2 separate regions of the Homo sapiens genome follow, and region 2 is linked to region 1. Evidence: chromatin contacts called from ENCODE POLR2A ChIA-PET data. All regions are on one chromosome and are shown on one strand. The core of a region is the stretch at or near the end of the contact, and the rest is flanking DNA. Distances in the headings are between cores, read along the strand shown.

Region 1 (2,700 bases), core at 50-2,549:
CGGGTCTACCTCTGCCCTTCTTGATAAAGCAACGGTGTCAACTTGTCTGGTGCAAAGCAGACTGTCGGCTCATCACCTCTGCTCCTTCCTGGGCATCAGGCTGCAATTCTCAAACTTTTGAACAAGTCCCGCCTTCTCCAGAATTAAGGATTAAAGACTCTGCAGAGTCTCAATCTTCTGTTTTTGTTTTTGTTTTGTTTTGTTTTTTCAAGAAAAGCATCTTCAGGTGAACAAATCTGGGAGGTGGGGCAAAGCTTTGGACCTAGTTGTGTGAGAGCGTGGGGGAGGGAGGAGGCTCCGCGGAGAGGTGTCTCTATAGGAGTGAGCATCTTGCAGTGTCAGGGGTTTAAATTCAACCGGCGGGGGGCGGGTGCATGGTGGGGGAGACCATCCCTGCCTCCTGCAGCATTGACTCCCGGCACCATTTGGGTGCAGGGACCCAGCTGACACTTCTTATTTCGGGTCCTGCCTCTCCCGAAGCAGTCTGAACTTGCCAGCATCCAGGCAGGACGGCAGCAGCTGAGCAGAGGAGAGAGGTAACTTTCAGGGAGGGGTGTGTTGGTTTCTGGATGCTAGATCAGCTCATTGACACGCTCCTTGGATAGCCAGCAGAAAGATCCCCTTTCCTTTGGGTTTTAAAAAGCTTTCTCCCCTAAGAAGCCGGAGTCCTCTGCCTGCACTTTGCAGAAACTCTGGGCGCTAAGAACTCCATCCAGGTCCTTCCCCGTTGGCTTACCGGCACAGCACTGTGGGGAGAGCTGAGTCAGTTGCTCACAGGAGTAAATTTTTAGGAATAATTTTTTAAATTGCTGTTTGAATTCTTTTTTTTTTTAAAGATTGGGTTTCTTTCTCATGTTGGTTTTATGTTTGCACCTTGTATTTTAATTAAGCTACAAAGAGTATAAGTTTGTGGAGAAGATTTTGGTGGAGGTTTTACGATTAAAAAAAAAAACTACTCCATTGCAGTCCCGCTGCAGTCCCAGAAACCTGGTTTAACTGCAGAGGCTCTCACGGTACAGCCTGCTTCTCCTCTTTACCCTTGCCAGAGTCTGAGCGTCTGGTTCCCACCTGTCTGACTTCTCCAAGCCCCCCATCCCCATCTCCTTGCCCACCTACCCTCTGCGAAGGACCCCGGTAAGTTGGCTGATGTCGGTGACAGTGGGGTTTGAAGGAGAATTTGGACACTGCAGCTTTAAGAATGCCGTACTGCGAAATCTTTCTCCTTCAAGTGACTGCAGACCGCAGCAGCGGCAGAGGCAGCAGCGGCAGAGGCAGCAGCAGAAGGAGTCAGCTGGAGGAGGAGGAGGAGGAGGAGGAGGAGGAGGAGGAGGAAGGAGAGGAGGAGGGAAGGAGGGAAGGAGGGAGGGAAGGGGATGCAGCCCATTCTCAGGTCAGCTTGTTGGGTACCTCGGACCAGGGAGTGCTCAGCCCTGGGCAAATCCAAAGCACAATCAGGACGCTGACTTTGGGCTAGTTTCCCTCTCCCACATGCTGGGGGCGGAGACCCCGTGGACTTACTGATGAGTTGAGGCTTATTCCTTGCCTCAGTCGCGTGCCATCCTGCCGCGTGTGTTTGCGTCTGGTTAGCTGGCTCTCTCAGCCATGTGGAATTGGGCCGGAGAATGCGGGTCTGGTCTCTGTTGTGATCTTTCTCCAGCTTGGCTTGAAACCTGGGAACACTGACGCAGCCTTCATGGTCTTGTTCACTGGGGATGGAGGTTTTCTTCTTCCGGATTTACTGAGATGAGCTCTGGAGGGAAACTCGAATAGAATGATTAGTGGCCGCCGGGGCAGAGGCTGTAGCATTTAAGAAGGGGATGGACTGCTTCTGTGTTGGTAGCAGGTGTTGAATGATGGGAGCATTGGGTGCCAGGCAGAAGAGGAGGGGTCTCCATAAGGGGCTCGTCTAGATGGGACTGCACAAAAGCAGCAGGAAGCACACTTGGGACAGTGGCTCTTTCTGGGGAAGTACATAAGCAGCCTGAGACATGTGAGCTATGGTCTCTGGGACCCAGACTCCTATGCACCCAGCCAAAGGGCCTCCCCAAAGTCATTTGCTGCCTCAGTAGGTGCCGGCTGGAGGAGCTCCCAGGCTGGCACTGCTGAAGTGGCATTCCCTGACACGCAGAGCTCAGATCAGGTCTGCATGGGGGGCGACATTATACAGTGCCAACAGTGGCATCTGCCCAGGTGGTCCTGGGCACTGGAGGGCTGAGCTCCTTGTGATCCCTCCCAAAGCAAAAGGGTATCTTTTTACAAAGAAATTTTAGATCTCACCATAAATCACTCAAAGGATGTGCAGCAAACCTCTCAGATATAAGTTATCCAGGCAAGCCCCTGAAACAGCAGCTGGGCTTTTGGGAACGGCTGAGGCTGGTGGAGCCACATGACCCCTGTGGGTCCCTGCATTGTGTTCTGGTTCTCGCTATAGACAGGAGCCTGAATTGAAAGCTCGTGCTTAGAGAACCTGCCTGTACCGTGGCAGGAAGCTGCTGGCGTTGAAGCTCCCTGGGGCATGCAATGTGCTCATACCAAACACCTCAGTCATTTGGGGAAATTTGGGCTCATAGACAAATGTTTAATGAAGTCTTAGACCAAATCATCGCCTGGACTAGAAAAGCACTCTGCAGGCTGAACACAATTCCCTCCCCCAGAATTAGGAGCGACTTTCTACTGGCTGCTTTCGAAGTGCCCGTTCCC
Region 2 (2,700 bases), core at 3-2,502, 190 kb before region 1:
TTTCACCATGTTGCCCAGGTTGGTCTTGAACTCCTGGGCTCAAGCGATCCTCTTGCCTCAGCCTCCCAAAGTGCTGAGATTACAGACATGAGTCATCACGCTTGACGGATTTCCTTCTTTATCTGTTTCTTTATCTGTCATGCGATGTTACGTTGGAGTCAGGTTGAAAAGTGAGCCACATTAGATCAGGTGAACTAAAACCCATCTGATGAGATTCTACGGTTTCTAGGGTGTGACTTCTGTAAACCAAAGGGTACCTGAGACAAGTCTTAATTTAGGAAGTTTCTTTTGCCAAGGTTAGGACACGCCTGTGACACAGCTTCAGGAGGTCCTGATGACATGTTTATTATACAAGGGGATCAGGGCACAGCTTGGTTTTATACACTTTAGGGAGACATGAGACATCAGTCAATATATGTAAGATGTACATTGGTTTGGTCTGGAAAGGTGGGACAATTCGAAGTGGGGAGGGGGCTTGCAGGTCACAGGTAGATTAACAGAAAAATGGTTGCATTCTTTTGAGTTTCTGATGAGCTTTTCCAAAGGAGGCAATCAGATATGCATTGATCTCAGTGAGCAGAGGATGACTGAGTTCGGTCTGTCCTTTGTCCACAAGGAATTTCCTTGTGGACAAATTGTGAGGGAGGTATGTAGCCTTTTTTTTTTTTTTTTTTTTTGAGGTGGAGTCTCACTCTGTCGCCCAGGCTGGAGTGCAGTGGCGCGATCTCGGCTCACTGCAAGCTCCGCCTCCTGGGTTCACACCATTCTCCTGCCTCAGCCTCCCGAGTAGCTGGGACTACAGGTGCCCGCCACCACGCCCAGCTAATTTTTTGTATTTTTAGTAGAGATGGGGTTCCACCATGTTAGCCAGGATGGTCTCGATCTCCTGACTTTGTGATCCACCCACCTCAGCCTCCTGAAGTGCTGGGATTACAGGCGTGAGCCACCGTGCCCGGCCATTTAGTTTTTTGTTTTTTTTTTTGTTTTAATCTTAGTAGCTTTTTTTTTTAAGGAATAGAGTGGGAGGCAGGTTTGCCCTAAGCAGTTCCCAGCTTGACTTTTCCCTTTAGCTTAGTGATTTTGGGATCCCAAGATTTATTTTCCTTTCACACTCCCTAGGCCCCTTAGGTAGGAATTTGGGCAAGAGAGAAAAAAGGTCAGAATTTAGTCCTCACCCCCGACCTGGTCCCAAAGACTTCAGCACCATAAATCTTCCCCAGGGACAGATGACTCAGCTCCACCCCGGCTGGCCAAGCTGCTGCTTCAAAGTGTGCCCTTCCAGCTTCAGGCACTGTGGCCCCAGATGCTCCCCACGGAGGCTCTGGAGGAACCCTGCCTACCATAATCAGGCTATGTGACCCTGGACCGCCCTTGAACCCTCTGGGCCTCAGCTTCTCCTGCTGTAAAAAGGGGACTTGCTCCCCTTTTTTGAGAGGCTCTAGTGGGACTTCGGATGTTAGCAGATTACCCAGGCCTTAGGAGATATTCAGCAAGTGCCACGCCCAAATCTAAAACCCCAGCCTCTGAGCTTCCCCAGGGGTGCAGCAGAGTGGGGCACTCGACACTTATCCTGTCTGTGGACGTCTCCCTTTTGTCTCCTCTCAGATCAGCTTGTGCCTGGACGGCCTGGAGGCCCAGGAAGTCAGAGCGGCTGGCCAAACGCTGCCTTTGTCACCCTCAACATCCTCAACAAATGCTTGTTTGAGTGGCTGATGTGCGAGCTGGGAGGGCTTTGTTTATTCCAGATCGTGCATTGAATAAATACGTCTTGAGCTAACACAGTGCCAGGCAGCGCGGGGCACAGAGAGGCTGAGGGGACAAGGCATGGCTCGGAGTCAGAACAGTCTCTGTCTGAACCCTGGCCCTGCCTCCTGACAGCTGTGAGTCACGCTTTGGTCAAACCTTTCCCCTTTTGTGCCTCAGTTTCCCCCTCTATAAAAAAGAGGACAGAACTGCAACCTCGTAGGAGTGCTGTCAGCATTAAATGAGGTGGAGTGTTCTGGGGGGCTTTGCGTGGGGCTTTCGGAGCTGGTTTATGGAATAGCCTGGAGTCTTTTGATTTTTCCTCCAGTCCCTGCCTGCCAGCTGTGCAAGGTCAAACTACTCTCCCTGTTCTTTGACTCACAGATTTTCCTATCATTTTCATTTTCTTTTCTTTTTTTTTTTTGAGACAGAGTCTCACTTTGTCACCCAGGCTGGAGTGCAGTGGTGCAATCTCGGCTCACTGTAACCTCTGTCTCTTGGGTTCAAGCGATTCTTGTGCCTCAGCCCTCCCAAGTAACTGGGATTACAGGTGTGTGCCACCATGCCCGGCTAATTTTTTTTTGTATTTTTAGTAGAGATGGGGTTTCCCCATGTTGGCCAGGCTGGTCTCGAACCCTTGACCTTAAGTGATCCACTGGCCTCGGCCTCCCAGAGTTCTGGGATTACAGGCGTGAGCCACTGCGCCCGGCCCCCATCATTTTCAAATGTAAAATGCTCAGGCCTGTGTATTGAAATGCTCTGGTCTCTTCTTCATTCTTCCCTTCTGCTTCTGTTTTAGCTCTTCCCGTGTGTTGGGGAAGGGAGGGTTGGCAACAAGTCAAGAGACCTGCCGGTTTGGTCCTGCCCTGGTCCTGGTCCTTTCTAGAGGGGCCATCTTCACCCCCATTCTTCCCTCCATTCCTGTCCCTGGGGAGGAGGGATGAACGGCTGGTCTTC

The links. ChIA-PET counts read pairs that join two places held with the same protein, here RNA polymerase II (POLR2A).
Region 2: POLR2A ChIA-PET joins it to region 1 with 14 read pairs in IMR-90. The contact joins two enhancer-like sites. POLR2A ChIA-PET finds 5 or more read pairs at or near these places in 3 of 52 experiments (AG04449, BJ and IMR-90).

What each region holds. Positions count from the first base shown.
Region 1 is chr1:9,200,415-9,203,114 of GRCh38, reverse strand. No RefSeq gene overlaps it. Among named protein-coding and RNA genes, the nearest start is that of MIR34AHG, 19 kb to the right of the region's middle. Within about 2 kb of position 1,299, at least 6 of the 41 ENCODE cell types and tissues checked have a DNase peak (open chromatin) inside an H3K27ac peak, as active enhancers do.
Region 2 is chr1:9,387,551-9,390,250 of GRCh38, reverse strand. No RefSeq gene overlaps it. Among named protein-coding and RNA genes, the nearest start is that of LINC02606, 40 kb to the left of the region's middle. Within about 2 kb of position 1,252, at least 4 of the 41 ENCODE cell types and tissues checked have a DNase peak (open chromatin) inside an H3K27ac peak, as active enhancers do.